Regions from separate parts of the Homo sapiens genome. Here region 2 is linked to region 1. A link is a loop called in an ENCODE intact Hi-C map of the cell type or tissue named here. Cell type or tissue: CD4-positive, alpha-beta T cell. All regions are shown on one strand. Each heading gives the region's core, and the rest is flanking DNA. Links, peaks and the distances in the headings are about the cores only.

The links. Hi-C counts contacts between places; a loop is a spot of excess contacts. Peaks named below come from ENCODE experiments on the same cell type or tissue, not always from the same donor. Only the 100,000 strongest peaks of a DNase experiment are listed, where the experiment ranks them.
Region 2: a loop joins it to region 1, with 2.8 times the contacts of the local background. A loop is called at or near these places in 10 of 110 quality-filtered maps.

What each region holds. Positions count from the first base shown.
Region 1 is chr22:50,609,743-50,624,530 of GRCh38, forward strand. It overlaps ARSA (arylsulfatase A), which reads right to left. Exons shown (of 8, transcript NM_000487.6): 8 at 13,012-14,788. It overlaps MAPK8IP2 (mitogen-activated protein kinase 8 interacting protein 2), which reads left to right. Exons shown (of 12, transcript NM_012324.6): 11 at 470-568; 12 at 965-4,236. The coding sequence ends at 1,037. Among named protein-coding and RNA genes, the nearest start is that of ARSA, 11 kb to the right of the region's middle. RefSeq lists enhancers at 1-269, 10,719-11,013, 12,617-12,736 and a silencer at 10,723-10,951. In CD4-positive, alpha-beta T cell, for the core only: CTCF peaks have their summits at 10,868 (motif pointing left), 11,071, 12,728 (motif pointing left) and 12,928; DNase peaks (open chromatin) are centred at 10,859, 11,349, 11,999, 12,799 and 1 weaker place; H3K4me3 peaks cover 2,890 bases; H3K27ac peaks cover 2,821 bases.
Region 2 is chr22:50,270,692-50,279,759 of GRCh38, forward strand. It overlaps PLXNB2 (plexin B2), which reads right to left. Exons shown (of 37, transcript NM_012401.4): 27 at 8,939-9,068; 28 at 8,164-8,320; 29 at 7,905-8,005; 30 at 7,744-7,828; 31 at 7,426-7,580; 32 at 7,162-7,322; 33 at 6,900-7,047; 34 at 6,151-6,215; 35 at 5,938-6,013; 36 at 5,198-5,272; 37 at 4,288-5,117. The coding sequence ends at 5,013. Among named protein-coding and RNA genes, the nearest start is that of MAPK11, 4.8 kb to the left of the region's middle. RefSeq lists enhancers at 986-1,525, 1,526-2,066 and silencers at 1,029-1,378, 5,614-5,683. In CD4-positive, alpha-beta T cell, for the core only: a CTCF peak has its summit at 3,803; DNase peaks (open chromatin) are centred at 1,170, 3,870, 5,670 and 7,284; H3K4me3 peaks cover 641 bases.

The DNA of each region.
Region 1 (14,788 bases), core at 6,689-14,688:
GGGAGCGAGGGGTAGACCGGAAGAGGGTTTTACAGACCAGGGGTAACGTCCAGCCCCACCTCGGAGCTGGGCAAGGGGCTGTCAGTCTGCTAGGCCCGCAGGAGGAGGCCTGAGTTGGCAGGAGATATGGTCTCCAGTAGCCAGGCAGAGGCCTTGCTCTGTGGTCCTGGGGCAGGCCCTGAATAGGGCCACAGAGGGTAGCAGCACCGGCTCAGAGAAGGGAGAGTGGACGCCCCTGGTCATCATGGAATTAACTCAGAGCGTGAACTCTTGGTAGGTGCCCAGCCCTGTGCTTGGGCTGAAACCAAAAAAAGACAACTTCAGATCTTGAAATTGTGCGACCCCCACACTCCTGTCCCTTACCCTCTCCCCAAGCCCTTTGTTCCTGCCTCTTCTCTCTACATCATTTGTGGGGTGGCCAAGGCTGGGCCAGGGCTCTGACGTGCCCTCCACACTGACTTGCCCGCAGCTATTTCGGCTTCATCACCAAACACCCCCTGCTGAGCCGCTTCGCCTGCCACGTCTTTGTCTCCCAGGAGTCCATGAGGCCGGTGGCGCAGAGTGTGGGGTGAGTGGGGCCCCAGGGTGTGGGTGCAGAATGGGTGCAGGGTTACGGAGGTGGGGAGCGGAGGTGAGCAGGTGGGGGCAGGAGCCTGGCAGGGGAGGTCTGGGGAAGGAGAACCAGATGTGCTGTGTAGAGAGGGCAGTGGTGGGTGACAGTTTGGGGTGCTGGGCATGGGGTGGGAACAGGCACAGACACATGGCCCAGGCACTCTGGCAGGGGTAGAATTGCTGGGCCAGGAGAGCTGAGGGTCACACTTGGGGGTGACATGGCCATGCCTGGGTGGGGGGTTATGGATGGCTGCAGAGGGAGGAAGGAGGGAGAGCTCAGAGGCTCTGTGGAAGGCAGTTTGGGGGTTGAGGACCGGCCCTGAGTGGCTGGTGGAGGACCGTCTTTCCCCAGCCGCGCCTTCCTGGAGTACTACCAAGAGCACCTGGCGTACGCCTGCCCCACGGAGGACATCTACCTGGAGTAGCCTGCCCACCGCTCTGTCTCCTGGCCGTCTGCTCCAGGCGCAGCTGGGGCTGAGGATGTCTCAAGAGGCCACCATGGCTTTGGCAAGGACTGGATTGGGGGGACATGGGACCTTACGCTTGTGGGGGTCTGCGGGCTGGGAACTCTCGTCCTCGGTCCCCAGGGCGCAGCTGTTGGGGCTGCGGGGGAGTGGAGCCCCCGTGCCCCTGCTTTTCCTCAGATCCGTTCTTTCTCTGTGTTGTCCTCCTCCTTCCCTTCCCAGTCTCCCTTTTCTCTCTCCTGGTGTCTCTGCCCCTCTCTGTGCCTGCAAACCTTATCCTCTATTCTTCACTTTGGGGTCAGAACTTCGGGGGTGTGGAGGAGGTGCGGCTCTAGGGACAGGTAATGTCGGCTTCCAAGTGATGCCCTCCTGCCACTCCCCTGCGATTTATAAGGGAATTTTAATTTTTATAGTGAATCTCAAGGGATCATCCCATCCTTGACCACAGGGACAAGAGGGGCCCCCTCGCCCCAGCCCCACCCCACATGGAGCTCAGGGGGAAGCAGGGAGGGGTTCCCAAAAGAGCCCTGCGGAGGCTAGGAGTGGTTCTTGATGCTCACCTGAAGCCCCTAGACGCTGCTAGGAGGGGGGGCCCTCCTGGGCCCCCAATACCCCTCCGCTTGCCGCTGCTAGCGCACCCCTGCAGTCCAGCGTGCATCCACCCCACGCACGCCCCGTGCTGTGTTCCTGGGCCCTGCCCATGGCCTCAATAAACTCTCTGCTTGGTGTGACATTGGCTGTTTCTAGAGGGTGCTAAGACATGGGGCCAGGTGCCCAGGGGCTGCCCATTGTGGTAGGGACAGAGTCCCCAGTGGCGGGAGTGTTGTGGCAATCTCACCCTTTTAGCTCTTTCCGAAATTGTGCCGGGGGTCCCTGCGGTGCTGCTCTGGGGCCTTATCTGAGGTGCCGTATCTAGAAGCACCCTTGGGAATTCTCCCTAGATACACTCGATTGGCCACAGAGGAATCCGAGGCTGTGCAATGGGGTGTCCTTTCCACGTGCACGGACTGGGGGCCAGCACGGCTCAGGTCAGTGTGTAGTGGGGGCATGAACTCCTTGAAGAACAATCTGGCCGGGCACGGTGGCTCACGCTTGTAATCCCAACACTTTGGGAGGCCGAGCCGGGGCGTATCACCTGAGGTCAGGAGTTTGAGACCAGCTTGGCCAACATGGTGAAACCCCATCTCCACAAAAAATACAAAAATTAGCTAGGTGTCCTGGCGCACACCTGTAATCCCAGCTACTCAGGAGGCTAAGGCATGAGAATCGCTTGAACCTGGGAGGCGGAGGTTGCAGTGAGCCAAGATTGCACCACTGCACTCCAGCCTGGGCGACAGAGGGAGACTCCGTCTCAGAAAAAGGAAAAGAAAAACAATCTACTTAGATCTTAAAATGGATATTTAAAAAATTCTCCAGAGAAAGCCAGAAGAAAATAGGTGACTTTTTCACTATGTGCTTAGGTGACTGCAGATGCCCGGCAATGTTCCCTCCCAGGCCCTCCTGGGTGAGCCCGCCTCCCAGGCAGGGGTCAGCATGGCCGGGGTCCCTCTGTCTGAGCCCAGGATTCGTGCAACACCAGGAAGACAACAGTTGAAGGTTCCTTAGTGAGCTAAGGGAAGTATACACAAACTTACTACATAAACATTAGAAAGTGCTGTCCGTAAAAAACACGTCTTCACAGAGCCAACAAGCAGAGAAATAGCTGCCCAGTGTTAGGAAGTGCATCATGATCCAGAGGTTCAGCCCGTGTGCAGCGCACAGACCTGAGGCCCCAGAGAGACCGAGGACGCAGACCAGTGGCACGACGGAAACGCAGAACGTTTATGAGAAAACTTTCCTACTAATTGAGATAAAGCTGTAAAGAGGCAGATAGCCCCACTGGGTGTGTACGTTTGAAACTTGTGCCCCCTGGGCTAGGGCATTCGGGGTGTGGCCCTCAGTCCCCTGTAGCTGCTGCCTGGAAACCGCTGCCACCCACCCACCTCCTCCCTCTGCTCTTCCACTCAGGTGAGAATTCTCCAAGCCCTGCCCTCCGGCGCCCCCGTCCCGCCCCTGCCCGGCCTGGCCCCGCCCCTGCCCGGCCCCGCCCCCCAACGTGTCTTCAGGTCTCTTTCCCTCCAGCCGGCCCTTAGGACGGCTGTTGGACGTGCTCGTGAGTCCTTCGCCTGTCTGCCTTCCACCTCTCTGCAGCTCCTTCTCCAATCTCATGGTCTTCTTGAGCTTGGCCGCCCTCCACGCCCCATGCTGGGCTTGGTCGGTTCTGGGGTCTACCTCTCTGGCTTCATCCCTCCCACAGTTTCGAGGGTTTCCCTGTGCTCAGGCCCCTGGCAGCCGCCCCCTGTGCAGACCACTGGGCAGATCCAGCTGACCTCCAGGGGCACTTCCTCGGCTCATCACTGGGCCGGTGCTCTGCAGAATGAGCTGTGAGAGCCACTGTGGCTGGCCAGAGGGTGCCACTCACAGTCACTTCAGACTCACAGGAGCCTTCGTCCCGACCCCTGCATTCATCTGTGTTCTGTTTTATGTTTTTTCCCAGTCACCTGAGCTGCAGGCCTTGGTCACCCCAGACTCCTCCCTCCTGTCACCCTTATCCTCACCCCAGCACCTTTACGTCTGCCCCAGGCTCCATTTCCCCCTCTTCTGCCTGGATCAAACCACCCTGACTTTCCTGGGTCTTCGTGCAACAGCCTGCTCCGGCCGCTGCCTCACTGCACCTGCAAATCCACTTGCACCCACACCCAGGCCAGGGTTTTTAAACAGAAGCCTCAGCAGATCCCTCTCTCTGGCCAGCTCCCTGTTGAACCAGGAAGCAGGTCCCTGTTGAACCTCAGCATGACCCGCCCCCACCCCTGCATCCCACTTCTGCTCTGGGAGCCTCTGGGTTCCTGGGCGCACCTGCTGCCCTTCCCTGTTTGTCACTGGGTGACCTCCCGTCCTTGTGGGCGCTCCCGGGCCCTGGTCTCGGGCCTTCTGAGGACTTGCTCTCCTGGTAGCGGCTGCTGACTGTGAGCCCAGAGAGCAGGCGTGGCTGTTGACCTTAGGTCCTCCCAGAACCTGGCGGATCGCCTGGCTCCCAGGCAGGAGGCGCTGCATGACGCCTCCAACTTCCGCCAATCTAGCCCAAGGATGGCGTTCTAAATAAAACGCGTTCTACAGAAAAGTGTTTATTGCATTCTTCTTTGAAATAATGTAAGCATAAAAGTAATCTGAATATTGACCAATAGGGTTAATTGATTAAGGTATATTTACCTAATTGAAATATTGGGTAGATGTGAAAAAAAGTTCCAATGTTTGTAATTACACAGAAAATTTCTGTTATGCTATTAAGTGGAAATAAATTTCTGGGCACAGCAGCTCATGCTACTGTGTAATCTTAGCAATTTGGGAGGCCAAGGTGGGCAGATCCCTTGAGTCTGGGAGTTCGAGACCAGCCTGAGCAACAAAGCGAAACCTCTATCTCTACAAAAAAAAAAAAAAAAAAATACAAAAATTATCTAGGTGTGGTGGCACACACCTGTAGTCCCAGTTACTTGGGTGGGTAAGGGAGGAGGATAGCTTGAGCCTAGGAGGTTGAGGCTGCAGTGAGCCATGATCATGCCACCACACTCTGGCTGGAAAGAGCAAGACCCTGTAACCACAATGAAAGAAAAGAAGAGAGAGAGAGAGAGAGAAAGAGAGAGAGAGAGAGAGAGAGAGATGAAAGAAAGAAAGAGAAAGAAAGAAAATAGGCAGGGTCATATGTAGCATTCTAGAAACTATATGTTGAAAAATGCTGAAACACAAAAAATGTTAAAAGTCATTTTTGGCCGGGCGCAGTGGCTCATGCCTGTAATCCCAACACTTTGGGAGGCTGAGGCAGGCGGATCATGAGGTCAGGAGATCGAGACCATCCTGGCTAACACGGTCAAACCCCATCTCTACTAAAAATACAAAAAATTAGCCGGGTGTGGTGGCAGGCGCTTGTAGTTCCAGCTACTCGGGAGGCTGAGGCAGGAGAATGGCATGAACCTGGGAGGCGGAGCTTGCAGTGAGCCAAGATCGCGCCACTGCACTCCAGCCTGGGAGACAGAGCAAGACTCCGTCTCAAAAAAAAAAAAAAAAAAAAAAAAAAAAAAAAAAAAAACCACCTCATTTTTGCTGAAGTTGAGCTGAGGGTGTTTCTCTTCCTTTTTTTCCTGCAGCAAATATGTCTTAATTTTTTGAAGTATTATTTGCTACTTATTAGAGACCTCCAAGTGCAAATGGAAATATCCACAGAAAAACTAAAGATAAAAAAGTTAAGATAAATTAATCAAACTCAAACAAAAAAGTTATTTTGGCTACAATAAAAATACCACCCCATAAGGTTATCATAAGGCTTAAATGAATCTGCCAGTCAGACAGGCCAAGGGTAGTGCTTGAGTAAGTTATTATTTTTATAAACACTATAAAAGTAGGATTTCCCTATTTTTAAAAATATTACTTTCCCTGGCTGGGCGTGATGGCTTGCACCTGTAATCCCAGCACTTTGGGAGGACGAGGCGGGTGGATCACCAGGTCAGGAGATCGAGACCATCCTGGCTAACACGGTGAAACCCCGTCTCTACTAAAAATACAAAAACAAAATTCGCTGGGCATAGTGGTGGGCACCTGTGGTCCCGGCTACTCGGGAAGCTGAGGCAGGAGAGTGGCGTGAACCCGGGAGGCGGAGCTTGCAGTGAGTGGAGACCGCACCACTGCACTCCAGCCTGGGAGACAGAGTGAGACTCTGTCTAAAAGAAAAAAAAAAAAATTACGTTCCCTATAAAGAGTAACACATATCATAGACATTTTGGAGACTGCAGATGATAGAAGAAAGGCTAAAATCAACTGTATTTTTATGGCCCAGAGATAACTGTTTCTAATATTTTGGTGTATTTTTTCCAGTCTCCCTTCTACTTGAGGGTTGAAGGCAGAGGGAGGTTAGGGGAATCAAGAAGAATTTAAGGCAAAAGATAAAAGCAAAATAGCAGAGGTCGCTGCAGGCATACCTTGGAGATTTTGCAGGTTTGGTTCTAGACCACCACACTAAGATTGCAACAACGTGAGCCACACAAATTTTCTGTTTTCCAGCGTATATAAAAGTTATGTTGGCCAGGAATGGTGGCTCATGCCTGTAATCTCAGCACTTTGGGAGGCCAACGCAAGCAGATCGCTTGAGCCCAGGAGTTTAAGACTAGCAGGGACAACATAAAAAAACCCGGTCTGTATATATATTGTATACCTGTATATTTTATAGATATACACGTATGTAGTATATAGATATACATGTATATAATATATATAAATACATGCATATTTTATATATATATATATATATTAGCTGGGTGTGGTGGCATGTGCCTGTAGCCCCAGCTATTCAGGAAGCTGAGGTGAGAGAATTGCTTGAGCTTGGGAGGTTGAGGCTGCAGTGAGCTGTAATTACACCACTGCACTCCAGTGTGGATGACAGAGTGAGAACTTGTCTCAAAAAAAAAAAAAAAGTTATGTTTCCACTATACTGTAGTCTATTGAATGTGCAATAGCTTTTAAAGTATATACCTTAATTTGAAAATACCTTATTGAGCCTGGGCACGATGACTCACAACTGTAATCCCAGCGCTTTGGGAGGCCGAGGTGGGTGGATCACCTGAAGTCAGGAGTTTGAGACCAGCCTGGCCAACATGGTGAAACCCCATCTCTACTAAAAATACAAAAAAAAAAAAAAATAGCCAGATGTGGTGGCAGGCGCCTGTAATCCCAGCTACTTGGGAGGCTGAGGCAGGAGAATTGCTTGAACCCGGGAGACAGAGGTTGCAGTGAGCCGAGATTGCGCCATTGCACCCCAGCCTGGGCAAAAAGAGCAAAACTCCATCTCAAAAGAAATAAAATAAAATAGGGCCGGGCTTGGTGGCTCATGCCTGTGATCCCAGCACTTTGGGAAGCCAAGGCGGGGGGATCACGAGGTCAGGAGATTGAGACCATCCTGGCCAACATGATGAAGCTCCATCTGTACTAAAAATATAAAAAATTAGCCAGGCGTGGCCAGGCTCAGTGGCTCACACCTGTAATCCCAGCACTTTGGGAGGCTGAGGCAGGCGGATCATGAGGTCAGGAGATTGAGACCATCCTGGCCAACATGATGAAGCTCCATCTGTACTAAAAATATAAAAAATTAGCCAGGCGTGGCCAGGCTCAGTGGCTCACACCTGTAATCCCAGCACTTTGGGAGGCTGAGGCAGGCGGATCATGAGGTCAGGAGATCGAGACCATCCTGGCTAACACGGTCAAACCCCGTCTCTACTAAAAATACAAAAAATGAGCCGGGCCTGGTGGCGGGCACCTGTAGTCCCAGCTACTTGGGGAGCCGAGATCACGCCACTGCACTCCAGTCTGGGTGACAGAGCAAGACTCCGTCTTAAAAAAAAAAAAATTAGCCAGGCGTGGTGGCACGCACCTGTAGTCCCACCTACTCTGGAGGCTAAGGCAGGAGAATCGCTTGAACCCGGGAGGCGGAGGCTGCAGTGAGCCAAGATCATGCCACTGCACTCCAGCCTGGGCATCAGAGCGAGACTCTGTTTTGAAAAAAAAAGAAAACACCTTATTGCTAAAAAAATGCCAGTGATCATCTCCACCTTCAGTGAGTCATAATCTTTCTGCCGGTAGAAGGTACTGCGTCAGTGTTGATGGCTGTTGACTGATCGGGGTGGTCGTTGCTGAAGGTTGGAGCAGCTGTGGCAATTTATTAAGACAATGAAGTTTGCCACACTGACTCTTTCATGAAATATTTCTCTATAGCATGTGACACTGTTTGATAGCATTTTATTCATAGTAGAACTTCTTTCAAAATTGAAGTCAACCCTCTCAAACACTGCTGCTGCTTTATCAACTAAGTTTATGTAATATTCTTTTTTTTTTTTTTTAAGAGACAGGGTCTTGTTCTGTCACTTAGGCTGGAGTGCAGTGGTACAATAATGGCTCACTGCAGCCTCGATATCCTGGGTTCAAGTGATCCTCCCACCTTAGCCTCCCGGGTAGCCAGGACCTAAAGCAAGTGCCACGGTGCCTAGCCAACGTTTTTTTGGAGAGATGAGGTCTCACTATGTTGTCCAGGCAGGTCTCAAATTCCTGGTCTCAAGCGATCCTCCCACTTCAGCCTCCCAAAGTGTTGGGATTACAGGCCTGAGCTACTACACTCGGTCCTGTGCAATATTCTAATCCCTTGTTGTCATTTCAACAATGTCCGTAGCATCTTCACCAAGAGTAGATTCTATCTCAAGAAACCACTTTCAGCCAGGCACGGTGGCTCATGCCTGTAATCCCAGCAATTTGGGAGGCCAAGGCAGGAGAATCACTTGAGCCCAGGAGTTCAAGACCAGCCTGTGCAACATGGTGAGACCCCCATCTCTACCTAAATAAATAAATAAATAAATAAACAAGAAAATTTAAAAAAAACTTTCTTTGTCCATAAGAATCAATTCTTCATCTGTTCAAGTTTTATCGTGAGATGGCAGCAATTCAGTCACATCTTCAGGCCCACGTTTAACTCTAATTCTCTTGCTATTATGATACTTTCAACACATTTGCAGTTACTTCCTCCACTGGACTTGTCACCTCAAAGTCATCCATGAGAGTTGGAATCAACTTCTTTCAAGCCCTGTTAATGATGATGATATTTTGACCTCTTCCTGTGAATCATGAGTATTCTTTTTTTTTTTTTTTTTGAGACAGAGTCTCACTCGGTTGCCCAGACTGGGGTGCAGTGGCGCGATCTCGGCTCACTGCAAGCTCCGCCTCCCAGGTTCACGCCATTCTCCTGCCTCAGCCTCCCGAGTAGCTGGGACTACAGGTGCCCGCCACCGCGCCCAGCTGATTTTTTGTAATTTTAGTAGAGATGGGGTTTCACCGTGTTAGCCAGGATGGTCTCCATCTCCTGCCCTCGTGATCCACCCGCCTCGGCCTCCCCAAGTGCTGGGATTATAGGCGTGAGCCACCATGCCCAGCCTAGCATCTTTCTTAAGGGCCCTGGGATTTTCAGAATGGTAAATGAGCATTCAACTTAAAGCCACCAGCTGCATTAGCCCCTAACAAGAGAGTCAGACTGTCCTTTGAAGCTTTAAAACCAGGCATTGACTTCTCTCTAGCTATGAAAGTCACAGATGGTGCCGAGTGCGGTGGCTCACACCTGTAATCCCAGCACTTTGAGAGGCCGAGGCAGGCAGATCACCTGAGGTCAGGAGTTCAAGTCCTGCCTGGCCAACATGGTGAAACCCCATCTCTACAAAAAATACAAAATTAGCCAGGCCTGGTGGCGCATGCCTGTAATCCTAGCTACTCAGGAGGCTGAGACAGGAGAATCACTTGAACCCGGGAGGCGGAGGTTGCAGTGAGCCGAGATTGCGCCACTGCACTCCAGCCTGGGCAACAAGAGCAAAACTCCGTCTCCAAAAAAAAAAAAAAAATTGCGTACACTGAAGATCTATTGTTTACTGTAGCCACCCTCATCACTTACCTTAGCTGGATCTTCTGGAGAGCTTGCTGCAGCTTCTCCATCAGCACTTGCTGCCCCACCTTGCACTTTTACATCATGGAGACAGCTTCTTTCCTTAAACCATATGAACCAACCTCTGCTACCTTCCAGCTTTTCTCCTGCAGCTTTCTCATCTCTCCCAGCTTTCACAGAATCAGAGGGAATTAGGGCCTTGCTCTGGATTAGACTTTGGGTTAAGGAAATGTTTTGGCTTGTTTGATCTTCTATGCAGACCACTTAAACTTTCTCCTTAAACAGCAATAAGGCTGCCACAGTTTCTTTCTTTGTTTTTCTTTTTTTCTTTTCTTTCTTTTTTTTTGAGACAGAGTCTTGCTCTGTCGCCCAGGCTGGAGTGCAGTGGCACAATCGTGGCTCACTGCAACCTCCGCCTCCAGGGTTCAAGTGACTCTCCTGTCTTAGCCTCCTGAGTACCTGGCATTACAGGCGCACACCACCACACTTGGCCAATTTTTTGTATTCCAGTAGAGACTGGGTTTCACCATGTTGCTGCATCCACAAGGAAGGCTCTCGGCCTTCACACAAAGGAGCCAAGGAGGCTGGAGGGGGCATAAATAAATGCACTCCCCCCTTCATTACTACTGACCCCCTGCACCAGGCTCAGGGCTGCAAAAGGGAGGGGACACATCAGACAGCTGAGAGGCAGTGTCCAGGGTGCAGCAGGGGGTGAGGTTAGAGTTGAATCAACGCCTGGGGCCAAAATACATAATTTGCATGAATGTGGAGAACAATGTGGTGTGTGCCCGCCCCCCAAACCCTAAACTGATAGCATTGGCTACCTGGGACTGAGATGAGCGGGCATTACTTGAGTTTCTCTAATGAATATGCATTACTTTCGTAATTAAAAATATTCAGAGGTGCCAGGCACAGTGGCTCACGCCTGTAATCGCAGCACTTTGGGAGGCCGAGGCAGGCGGATCACCTGAGGTCGGGAGTTTGAGATCAGCCTGACCAACATGGAGAAACCCCGTCTCCACTAAAAAATACAAAATTAGCCGGGTGTGGCGGCACATGCCTGTCATCCCAGCTGCTCGGGAGGCTGAGGCAGGAGAATCACTTGAACCTGGGAGGCGGAGGTTGCGGTGAGCTGAGATCGCGCCATTGCACTGCAGCCTGGGCAACAAGAGCGAAACTCCGTCTCAAAAAAAAAAAAAAAAAATTCAGAGGTGAATTTAAACATTGTTCCATTGAAACGTTCCCTGGGCTCCCCCTTCTGGTCACTTGGGGGACAGACGAGCACACAGCCAAGGAGGGGCCACAGGGAGGGGAGGGGAGTTTCCCTGCAGGAGCCCCCTCTTACCCTGTCGTTCACGCAATCACTTGGGCGCCGGATATCCCCTCTTCCTTCCTAACGCACCTGAGGGGAAACCACAGAATCAACTTGTTTGTTTGTTCTGTCCATTTCAAAACACTCTTAGCCCCTTCGAGAGGACACTGAGCTCCCTGAGGAAGCTGCTCTGTGGGAATGGATGGCTGCCAGCCTGGTGAATAGATTATCTTAGGCTCACAGGAAAGGGGCTGTTTTGTAAATCAACAGTAACAGTGTGTATGTCACTGCAAATATGCACGTATATGCATGCTTGTGTGCACGGGTGAGTCCTTGTGTGTTCACGTGCGCACGTCCCCGGGGGGCACGTATCCCCGGATGCATGTGTATGTGCCTCCGTGCACGTGAATGTGAGTGTGCATGCGTGCGTATTTCTGTATGCATACACATGTGCACATACGCATACGTGTACATGCCTGTGTGAGGAGGGTGCATCCGGCTCAAACAGCTAACTGGTGAAAAGCATTTCTGAACACAAACAAATCAGAGCAAAACCAAAAGCGGAATGGGGGAGTGGAAAAATCCTTGGGTGCAGAGTGCATTTGAACACCCTCCTCAGAGCTCATTTATCTTTCCACCCCCACCTCTTGGTTATGTTCTTGTAAGACCAGGTACCCTTCGTTTGTAGCGTTTATTATGGTTAGATTGTTACTGAAATAGAAAATACGCAATGACGTCATAAAGTGTGCACAGCTTGCGAGTGTGGGTTGATCGCTTTATACATATGCATGCATCATGTTATGACCCCTTAAGATTTGGAAGATTTGTAGCACCCACAGGTTCTCTGGTGTCCCTGGTCAGGCAACTCCACACACCCCACCCTACCAGAGGCAGTGACTTCAATCACACTGAAAATTTCAGGTGCATCTGACATCCCGGGATTAAGCTCATCTCCTTTGCTAGACTGTAAGCCCGGTGAGTGCAGAGTGGGTCTCCTCTGACAACCCCATGCCCAGCACTGCACGGTGCTGATGCATAAACACGGGTGGGATTAACTCAGTTATGCACACTACCCAAGTGAGAGGAAGTGGAGCAGCAGAGCTGGAGGAGGTGCCTGAAGACTGTGGTTGGGTGTTAGTATTCATTTAGTTCTTGCTAGAGGGTTTGGTCTTTCGTGTGATACTGGAATCATGCCTCCAGTTCAGTTCCTCTCTGCCCTCATCTTGAACCACAGCGCTGTTTGAAATGCTTGTTCCTCGGTGCCGTAAAGAAACAGCACTTGAACATAAATTTAATTTTCTTTTATACTTTCTGCAGAAAGGGTACACTCGCCAGCAGTTTTGCCGTGAGAGTACACCGAACAAAAGGGGACAGGGTCATTTGTAACCTGATGCGTCCACCTTACTGCCGTGTCCGGTTTCCATCGGCTGGAACGGGACCTCACGTTCTGTATTTGTCCCGATTGGCTAGCAACTTAGCACTTTTTAAAAGAGGAAAAGAGAGAGGAGAACAAAGGAAGGAGGAAGTAACTTGTGGAATGATGAGAAAGGTAAAAACACCTTCAAATAAGGAAGAGGAACAGGCTGTGACGTAATGCTTGCTTGGGCCAGTTTAAGCATGCCAGGGCAGATATTTAGGCTAAATTGTGGGAGCTAAGAACATAAAGGACATTGAGTTCTTTATTCGGCTAGCAGTTATTTAAGAATGTTAGTACAGGTCTTTGAATAAATTTTGCTTTTAAGAGAAGTTACTATTTACTCCTAGATGGGGAGGAAAGTCTGAAGAGGAACCTCTGCTTCACTTTCTACAGCGCCACCTGGGGCCAGCACCTCCACTCGGACCACAAGTGCACAAGGGCCCCCCTTATGCCAGCATCAGGGGCTGCTGGGCACCCCAAGGAAACCACCACCTTATGGGGGTGATTCCAAACACAGCAGGATTTGGGGTGTGGTCAATGCAGCCCTCAAACCAGATGAAAAGGGATGAAACGGTTGCGTGGAGAGTCCTCAGCACACTGTCTGACACCACAGGCTCACGCAGGCACATGTGCCCGCCACACAACCATTCATAGGCCACATTCCAGCAAGGCTTTTGGCTGCAAATAACAGAACCCTCACTAGCAGTGGCTTCAACAGGCAGGGTTTATTTTCTTACGCTTGGAGCTCTCCAGGTAGGCAGCTGGAGACACTGGGTTAGCAGCTGCCCAGTGTCCAATCAGGGCCTGTGACGGCTGCGCAAGGTCCTCACCCCCAGGGCTGCCCCAGTCGTTCACTACCAGGACTCCTGGTCACAGGCTACTCCTGAACCAATCACTGGATTGACTGGCTCAGGCTGGTCACCGCCCTCCTTGGAGAGAAAGAGGCTGCAACTCCAAGATCAAGGGACCTTTGCCCAGCACTGAAAAATGGGAGCCCATTAGGAAGGAGGTGGCTGTTTGGTAGCAACGAACGGTGTCTGCCACGGGGAGGTGTCTGAACGCCCGGAAGGTGTGCTCCTCTCACTTGGCCAACACTGAGGGAGCACCTGGCGTGTGACTGGCCACCTGGGCATGCACGTGGGCCTGACGTCAGTGTGCCATGCTGCACAGACACGGGCAGGTGCTCAGACAGTCCCTCCCTGCAGAGGAGGCCAACAATGGAGGCAGAGCGTTGCCGTTGAAGGGAACAGCCAGGCCACCCCCTAAGACTGGGGGGAAGGGGGTGTGGGTGGAGGCCTCAAGGGCAAACTGGGTCACTGTAAGGGGTTTGGATTTTCTTCTGAGAAGCCTGCGAAATTTTGAGCAGGAATAGATGCTCAAGCCCAGCCTGATGTTTTATTTGTTTATTTGCAGACAGGGTCTCACTCTGTCCCCGAGGCTGGAGTGCAGTGGTACAATTATAGCTCACTACAGCCTCGACCTAGTGGGCTGAAGTGATTCTCCCACCTCAACCTCCCAAATTGCTAGGACAAATGCTACCACGCCTGGCTAATTAAAACAAATATTGTTGGCCAGGTGTGGTGGTTCACACCTGTAATCCCAGCACTTTGGGAGGCTGAGGCGGGTGGATCACCTGAGGTCAGGAGTTTGAGACCAGCCTGGCCAACATGGTGAAATCTTGTCTCTATTAAATAAAAAAAAATTAGCTGGGCATGGCAGCACACACCTGTAGTTCCAGCTACTAGGGAGGCTGAGGCAGGAGAATCCCTGGAACCCGGGAGGCGGAGGTTGCAGTGAGCGGAGATGGTACCACTGCACTCTAGCCTGGGCGACAGAGCGAGACTCCGTCTCAAAAAAAAAAAAAAAAAAAAAAAAAAAAAAAAAAAAAAAACAAAAACAAATCTTTAGAGCTGGGGTCTCACTATGTTGCCCAGGCTGGTCTGAATTCCTGGCCTCAGGCATCCTCTCACCTCAGCCTCCCAAAGCACTGGGAATACAGGAGTGAATCGCCGTGTGCAGCCTAACAGATTTTTTGTTTTTTGAGACAGAGTTTTTCTCTTGTTGCCCAGGCTGGAGTGCAATGGTGCGATCTCGGCTCACTGCAACCACCGCCTCCCAGGTTCAAGTGATTCTCCAGCCTCAGACTCCCAAGTAGCTGGGATTACAGGGATGCACCACTACACCTGGCTAATTTTGTATTTTTAGTAGAGATGGGGTTTCTCCATGTTGGTCAGGCTGGTCTCGAACTCCCGACCTCAGGTGATCCACCCGCCTCGGCTTCCTAAAGTGCTGGGATTACAGGCGTGAGCCACCGTGCCCAGCCAACAGATATTTTTAAGAGATCACTTTGTCTGCTGGGTGGAGAATCGTTAGTAGTGGGTCAAAAGGTGAAGGCAGGAGACAGAAGTGTGGGCACAGGTGAAATGCAGAGGCCTGGGAGGGTGGAGGGGCCCCAGAGGAGCCGTCTCAGGGCCTGCTGCTGT
Region 2 (9,068 bases), core at 463-8,462, 350 kb before region 1:
CAAAAGCGAAGAAGCCAGGGGTAAACCATGGGAAGTATTTTTCAAGACAGAAATATGAATAGCACCTTCTAAAGACTCGGCACTGGATAGGAAAATAAGCCGAAAGGCGTTGGGACAGGGCCGGCCTGGCTTTCTTGCGCAGGACCTGCAGGCCTTGGTCCGCGGTGCGCCCCGGGAACCTTCCAGGCCTCCTGCCCCGGCTCGCCCTGACCTCCCCTCTGAGAGAGGCGCGACCGCTGGACTGTCAGGACCAGGGACAGCGGCGTCACCCCGGGGCCTTCCTACCCACAAGCAGCGGCCCCAAACGGATCCTTTTTGCTGCCCAGAACCTTTCCTCCTCCTTAGCGGCCACCTCTTCTAGGAAGCCCACCCTGACTATCCCAGGTCCGAGGAGCCGCCTTTGGGTGCAGGGTCCTTGAAGTCAGCCCCGCGGGCGGGCAGGCGCGGGGGGCTGCCTTGGCGGTGACGGGGGCAGCGCCCCACTCGGCGTCTCTGCCGCGCTCGGGGCCGCACAGCTACTTTTATTCCCACTTGAAAGCGACCGGGGCTCGGCGGAGCATTGCTCCCTGGAACACCGGCCACCGACCTCCGCCCTGGTAGAGCCGTGGTGGGAGGCTTCGCGGCTGGGCGACCCCCTCCAGCGAAGTGAGAAATCAGGATCCCAGTGGCCCAAAACACTCCTTTTTTAAAACACTAAAATCCGAGTTTTAATGTCAAATCTGATTTTTATATATCGGCAACCAAATTAAAACAGCCAGCACGGTGCTGGCCACCGGACCCATGCGGACCGCGGCGAAGGAACGGGTCTCAGTCCCAGCCGCTCCGGCCCCTTTTGCATGACCAAGCCCCGTGCCTCAGTTTCCCCATTGGAAGCCGGCATCCGGCTGGGGGCCTGGCGCGGGCCCGGGGATGGCCCCTCTCCTCGCTCGGGCTGGGTTGGGGCGAGGACACGGGCAGCCTCCCCGAGGGCCCCCGCCCGGGAGCGCCTTTCACTGGGCCCGGCCGAGGCGGGCCGAGGTTTTGTGCAGAGTTAATGGAGCTTCAGCTAAAGGAGGAGGAGGCCGGAGCGCAGCCCCGGAGCTGTGGGAACCGCGGCCGCGGCCGCCGGGGGAGGGGAGCGGCCTTTGTCTGCGCCGCGGCCGGGCGGGGCGGGAGTCGGGTTCCCATGGCGACCGGCCCCGCCCCTGCGCCTCCCCGTGGACTGGGCGGCTCCGTTCTCGCCCCTAGGGTGGGGGACATGGAGGTGGGGAGGTGTCAGGCTTCCCCCAGGCGTCCGCCCGCAATCCTCGCGGCCTCGCTGCAGGCCCCGGCCGCTCAGCAGGTCAGGCGGGCGTGTGGGGTGGGGGTGGGGGCGGGGGGCGGTGGAAACGGGCCCCTCTCATCACTGAGCTGACCTGCCCCGGGAACCCCCTGCCTGCCCAGGCATTAGAGGTCCCGCCCATGTGCCTACTGGGGACAGTGTGGGGTCGTGGCACTGCAAGGGAGTGATCACTGAGGAGTTTCGGGTGGCGTCAGGGCCTGGAGGCCATCTTCCAGGAGAGGCACCTTCAGAGCTCGGCGGGGGCAAGGGAAGCCCCCCTGGAGGGAGCCGCCGGTGGAGGACAGTCCCAGGCCCAGAGGGGAAGCGGCAGGGGAGCCAGGAAGGGCCGGTGGCAGGGCAGGAGTGAGAAGCCCTGGGCCAGAGGCGCCTCTCCTACCCAGCTGATTCGCTGTGGCCCCTGAATACAGCAGGCCACCCCTTCTCCGTGCTCATGCCCCCACCCCACCCCCGCTGGTCCTGGCCACCCCTCCTCACTGGAGCTGTCACTGTGACAGCTCCTCTCTGGTCCTGCTGGTCCCTCCCAGCTGGCCTCTTCCTGCAGTCAGTGAACTTCCTAAAAGGCAAATCTGGCCTTGCTCACCGGGAGACCAGGCGATGGTGGTCGCGGAGCTGATTTAGCAGGGGACTTGTCCTGCCTGTAAGAAGCAAGCAGGATGTAGCCTTGGGCTGTTAAGCTACCCGCCACCTCTCCTCCCACCACTCTGGGAGGAAAATGGGACTTGGAAAGCACCAGGAAGGACAGGCCACCCCTCGTCTGTCGCCAGCTGACCACTCCAGCCCACCGCATGCACCCCAGCAGCTATGCCCAGCTTCTACCCGGTGCCTGCCCCCACCCAGATGCTGGACTGCTGGGCCTGCAGCCTCTCCCCAGCCCCAAGTTTCATGTGTGTGGGGTCTCACTGACCCTTCCCTTCTTTCCTGACTGCCCAGTGGGACAGGGAAGAGGTGGACTGCAGGGGTCTAGTACGGAAGCCAGGCCTCCAGGTTCCCAGCTCCCTACTTGAGACCTCCCGCTCAGCACTTAAGCCTTCGGTCCACCCCCTTGCTCTGATCTCCTGACCAGCCATGTCTCTGGGTAAGGGGGGAACCCAATGTCATTTCAGGGATCCTTGGAGCAGGGGATGTCAGTTGGCCTTGTACCCCTTTCTCTTGTGGGGGAGAGATGGCCACCCGTTTTTCATCGTGGCTTGAATGGAGCTGTGTGGGCGGCAAGCCACCCAGGCACCGAGGCAAGAGAGAGGACACGAGCTGTTGCAGTATAATAAAATATAAAACAAGAATAGTTATACCAGATATAGATCTTAGATATGATTATATATGAATATCATTAATCATTAGTTTGTAGCAATTACTTTTTATTCCAATATTATAATAATCCTTGCTCAATAATCATAGCCTAGGAAAAACCAGGCCATACAGAGATAGGAGCTGAGGGGACATAGTGAGGTGTGACCAGAAGACAAGAGTGGGAGCCTTCTGTTATGCCCGGACAGGGCCACCAGAGGGTTCCTTGGTCTAGCGGTGACGCCAGCGTCTGGGAAGACGCCCGTTACCAGGCGGGCCGTGGTCCAGCCGTAGCAAAAGGTGTCAAGGAACAACACCCACTACTTAGCAGACCGGGAAAGAGGGGGGGGGGTCTCCCTTTCCCCAGGGGAGTTTAGAGAAGACTCTGCTCCTCCACCTCTTGTGGAGGGCCTGACATCAGTCAGGCTTGCCCGCAGTTATCCAGAGGCCTAAACGTCTCCCTGTGATGCTGTGCTTCAGCGGTCACACTCCTAGTCCACTTTCATGTTCCATCCTGTACACCTGGCTCTGCCTTCTAGATAGCAGTAGTAAATTAGTGACAATACTAATAGTCCCTGATATGCAGAAATAATGGCGTAAGCTGTCTTTCTCTCTGTCTCCTCTCTCTCTCTGCCTCGGCTGCCAGGCAGGGAAGGGACTCCTGTCCAGTGGACACATGACCCACGTGACCTTACCTATCATTGGAGATGACTCACATTCTTTACCCTGCCCCTTCTGCCTTGTATCCAATAAATAACAGCGCAGCCCGACATTCGGGGCCACTACCGGTCTCCATGCATTGGTAGTAGTGGTCTCCTGGGCCCAGCTGCCTTTTCTCTTATCTCTTTGTCTTCTGTCTTTATTTCTACACTCTCTCGTCGCCGCACACGGAGAGACCCACTGACCCTGTGGGGCTGGTCCCTACAGAGCTGCCCCAGTCCAAAGGGGACTCGATCAATGGAGGCCTTGCCCATCAAGAGACCCCAGCCATGACGTGCCCAGGTGGGGAGACAGGCTGGGGCTGCCTGAGAATGGATCCTCGTGAGTGGGTTAGCAGTCCAGACCAGCAGAACCTCAGGATGTGTGCCTGGATCCAGCCACATTTGAAGCTGGGCCTTCACTTTGTGTCTGGAGCACCGAATGCCCTCTGCCTGGGCTGTCTGTATTCTTGGCACACAGGGGAGGCTCTGAGCCCTGCCCGTCCTGGTTGCTGCTGTTCCTAGCGCTCAGGACAGTGCATGCGTGGTGTGCAGCGGGCATTTGGTAAGAATGTGTTGCACGAAAGAAGCCACCAGATGGCACCAGAAGCAGTCCCACCTCCCACCCCCCCCACCTCCCCTCAGCACCTCTCCCAGCCCCCTCCACCTCCCCCCAGCACCCCTCCCAGCCCCCTCCACCTCCCCCAGTACCCCTCCCAGCCCCTTCCACCTCCCCCAGCACCCCTCCCAGCCCCCTCCACTTCCCCCCAGCACCCCTCCCAGCCCCCTCCACCTCCCCCCAGCACCCCTCCCAGCCCCCTCCACCTCCCCCAGTACCCCTCCCAGCCCCTTCCACCTCCCCCAGCACCCCTCCCAGCCCCCTCCACCTCCCCACAGCTCCCCTCCCAGCAGGACCCACAGAGCCCAGGGAAGGGGTGGTGGACAGGGGCACTGCAGCCCCAGGAGGAACACTCAGCCAACCCGCAGAGTGAAAAAGACGCTGTATTTGATTTACAATGAACAAGATTTACAAAAAGGGGTGGGGTGGTCTTGGAACTGCTCCCAGTCCCCCCGGACTGGGTGGGGCTCTAGGGCAGCCTGTCTGACAGACCAGGACCCCAGGATGTCTGGGCCCCGACGTAGGACTTGACCTACGTCTCACTTGACCTTTGACGTGGGGCCCAGCAGCCGTGAGTCCACCCAGAGTGCCGGCACCCTTGGGGAGGCCGGTGAGGTCAGGAAGGCATCGTACCGCTTTTTCTCCTCCTCCCATCTCGTGGTGGACAGACAGACATAGGATCTGGGAACTTGCCCTGGGGGCCACAGGCCCTCAGATCCCCCAGGGGCCCAACCTAGGGCATGGAGGCGGCTGCTGGTGCGTGGGCGGAGGCGGAGGCCAGCTGCCCCCAGCGTGGCAGCGTAAGGCACATTTTCAAATCACTGGAGACTCGACAGTGAACACCCGATGCTGGTTCTGCGGCCGGAGGGAGCTGGGGCTGGGGCTGGTGCTGGTGCGGTGCCCGGCGGTATTGCTCAGAGGAAGATGCTACAGTCTAGACGCTGGGCGGGTTCCGGCTGCACCCACTCCGGCTTGGGGCGCGTTCCAGGGGAGGGTGGGGGCCTCAGCCACAGCCACTCGGCCTCCTCCCCTGAGGGGCTCTCAGGTACCTCAGGTACCTATGTCCCAAGGCAGCACTGGAGATTGTAGGTCAGAGGTCAGTGACCTTGTTCTCCAGTGCAGCGGCAATCTGCTGCAGGCGGAAGGCCAGCTGCATCTTCTGGGCGGCAGGATCCTCCTCCAAGGCATTGATGATCTGAGGGAGGGTCGCATCAGAGCACACCGGGGGACCGCCCAGCACCCCACCTGCCCCCGCCCCCGGGGGCCTGACCCTACCTCGTCATAGTACTTCTGCGTGTATTGGTAGAGCTGGTGGAGTGCCACGAGGGTGTTCAAGGAGTCCGTGTGCGCCTGGGGGGTGACGGGACAGTCAGGGTGGAAAAGGGGCTGTGGGAGCCCCAGGGCTGGCAGGAGTAGTACGGGACGCCCAGGACGAGGCCTCCCCGGGGAAGCAGCTGGGGCCTTGGGCACAGCTGGCACTTGGGGCCCCCCATGTGGCACAGCCTCAGACAGACACCCACGCAGGCAGAGTTGTGCACATCCAACCATCTCAGTGTCTCCCTGTGTGACGCACGGCTGTGGATGGACCCACAGGGACGGGTGCTGTGAGCAGGGCTGTGGGTGGAGCCGCAGGGAGGGGGCGCTGTGGGCACGGCCGTGGGTGCAGCCGCAGGGAGGGGGCGCTGTGGACACGGCCGTGGATGGAGCCGCAGGGAGGGGGCGCTGTGGGCACGGCCGAGGGTGCAGCCGCAGGGAGGGGGCGCTGTGGGCACGGCCGTGGGTGCAGCCGCAGGGAGGGGGCGCTGTGGGCAGGGCCTGGCTCCAAGCAGGAGCAGCTCATACTCCCCACACGCAGCTGTGGCTCACTTCACATGGCCGAGCCCACCTCGAGGTCCCGCCCCACCCTCTCTCCCCCTCAGCACCACATTACCCCTGCCCTGCAGCTCAGGGCCAGGCTCAGCATGGGGTAGTGGGAGCGGGGAGGGCTGTGGGTGCGTCCCTGGTGGTCTCCTTACCCGGGAAATCTCTGCCAGGTGTGTGTTCATGTCCTGGTCGCTGACCTGCACCATCTGCCGGATCCCCTTGTAGTAACTGCAGGGGTGGGAGCATCATACAGTGTGGGCGGCAGGGACCACAAAGGGGGTGGTGGGGGAAACCAAGGCCTGAACCTCCCCGCAGGGGGTCGAGGGTGGGCATGGGGGCCTGGCCTGGAGGGCAGGCAGACTTACTCCTCCACCATCTTCTTGTAGGTGGAGATCTCCTTGGCGTACAGCAGCTTGTTGCTGGGAGAATCCTGTTGGGGACAAAACCCAGTGATGCCTGGCCAAGGGGGCCAGGCTGGGGCTGCTCAGAGTACCCCTGGGTAGCTTCCCCTGCCCCGAACTCCTGACACTTTCATCAAGAAAACTATGGGCCGGGCGCAGTGGCTCAGGCCTGTAATCCTAGCACTTTGGGAGGCTGAGGCAGGCAGATCACCTGAGGTCAGGGGTTCGAGACCAGCCTGCCCAACATGGTGAAACCCCGTCTCTACTAAAAATACTAGCCGTGCGTTGTGGCACATGCCTGTAGTCCCAGCTACTCAGGAGGCAGCGGCGGGAAAATCGCTTGAACCTAGAAGGCGGAGGTTGCAGTGAGCAGAGATCGCGCCACTGCACTCCAGCCTGGGCGACAGAGAGAGACTCCATCTCAAAAAAAAAAAAAGAAAACTACTTATTTTGTGATCTGTAGTAAAACTCAGTTTCTCTGCTCGTGTGCTGTGGTGAGAGGTCTCAGGAGGAGAGAGGGCAAGGGCTCTCGGGATCTCCCAGGCTCTGCCGGGCCCCTGTGCCCCCAGCCTCCGCCACCCGTCACCTCCTACATCAAGGGCTCCAGCCCAAGATATTCAAATCCACACCCCAGACAAGGTCCCAACTCACAAGATGCCTCCTGGGGACAGACCCAGGCCTCCCTGCCCCAGACCTGCCCCCACCCCACTCACGCGGCTCAGCTTATGCTCCGTGCGCGTGCAGGCATCCATGAAGGTCTGCGCGATGACTGACAGCGAGGCGTCCACCACCTCGTGGACATGCACGTCAAAGATGAAGTGGGGGTTCTTGAGGATGTTCACCCAGAACCGGAGCGGTAAGCTGAGGCAGAGCAGCAGGGAATGAGAGCCGGGGCTGGGCCGCGGGGTGGGTGTGGAGCCTCCCAAGTGAGAGGCGGAGCCGGGGCTGGGCCGCGGGGTGGGTGTGGAGCCTCACCTGTTCGTCTTCCAGATGTGGATGGTGTCTTCATCCTGGATGTTGTGCTTCTCTGCCTGCTCGTCCAGGAAGTCGAAGAAGTACTTGACTGCAGGTGGCACCGCGTGCCCAGGCGCCAGCACGCTCTGGAAGAAGTTGTCCACAAACTGCTGCAGTGTGCCCTGTGGGGGGGAGGGTCTCAGCGTGACGCCGTGGGCGCGGCTCCTGGGGGGGAGGGTCTCAGCGTGGCGGCCTGGTGCCGCCCACACACCCATGGGGGCCCACCTTGACTGAGAGCAGCCGCGTCAGGTAGATCTCGGTGATGGCCTTCGTCCGCTCCTTCTCTTTCACGCTGCCTCTCTTGGACTTGCCCTCGTCCACCTCGTCGGTCGGCCGCACCAGGTGCCACACCCGGTTCTCCTCCTCCAGGAGGGCATGGCCTGTGGGGAGCGGGCACTGAGGGACCCCTACCCAGGTCTGGGGGCCTGGGTCCCACAGGGAGCAGTGGTGGCAGGGTGGGCAGGGGTGCATGTGTCCAGGGCAGACATGGTCCACGCTGACCACCAGGGGCTGGAAGGAAACGGGCAACAGGGAGGGACTCACGCTCCCCAGGCAGGTCCTGCTGGCTGTCCTCCGGCTGCTGGGAGACCCCCACCTTGGACAGGATGAGGGTGGCTCCATCCCGGACCTGGGGAACACGGCGGTGAGGGTGGGCTGTGCCCCCAGGGTGCCCAGTTCTCGCCCGCCCCGGCCTACACGCTCACATTGTAGTGCATAAGGGTGTTGACGCGCTTCCACCGGCCCTCCCGCTGTGACGTCAGGTCCAGGTCCGACAGGATCTGCGCTGTGGAGCCCGGACGCCACTCTGTGGGAAGAGACAGCCCAGCTTGGGCCCCAGCCACCCAGGTTCCTCCCACTGCCCACCACTCCCATATGAGAAAGCTGGCCAGGCAGGATACCGCCCCAGGACACAGGCCAGGCACATGGGCGCCTGTGTGCAGACGGGCAGGGGCCGGCACTCACCCAGGACCACGCTGTCTGGCCTGGGCCAGCAGGAGCAGGGCTGCCCACGGTACACCTGGTCAATGATCTTCTCCTTGACCTGGGAGATGGTGTCACAGTTGAGGACCTTCACCGGGATGGCGTCCACTCCCTCGTCCTGCACGATCACGCTCACCGTCTGCCGAGACATCCGGGATGAAGCCCAGTGGGAGGCCCTGCTCTTACCTGCACCATGCAGGAGCCACTCCCTGCCCCGCCAGCTTTGCCCACCACAGCGGCACCCTTGGGCAGCAGGCCCCCGCCAGCCCGGCTCCGAGCCCCCGAGGCTTCCCAGATGACCACACTCTGCCCTTCCCCTGCCTGCTCCGGCTCAGCAGGACAGAAAGACGGGGACGGCTCAGAACCGCTCACTCAGGCTGTCACGCAAGCTCATGGAAGCACATGTACAGACACAGAATACACACGTCTCACACATGCACAGGCTCCTGCCACACCCACTGGTCATGTATGCACAGAACCCTGGACACACCTGGTGTGCCAGGCCCTTGTATGGCCTCCAGGAGGTGGGGGCGCCCGGGAAGAGCTGATGCGGGGCCCGCACACTTAGAGCCTCCAGAGCCCACAGCCACCAGCACCCAGGCCCCTCCCTGAGGCCGAGTTAGAGCAGGCTGTAACTCGAATCCACAGAGGAGGTGGACGGCCTCTGGCCTGTGGGTCCCATCTGTGGCCAGGGGATGCCCAAGCTCCTTAGCCCAGATCCGAGGCGCCCATGGCGGCCCCCACCCCAGAAGCTCACCAGGGGTGCGTACTCCACATCATCCCCCAGCAGCCCCGTGTCGTTGAGAGTGTACTTGGCCTTCTTCTGTACCGCATCCACCGGGCCCTTTTCCACCTGATGTTTGATGGCCTTGAAGAGCTTGTACAGG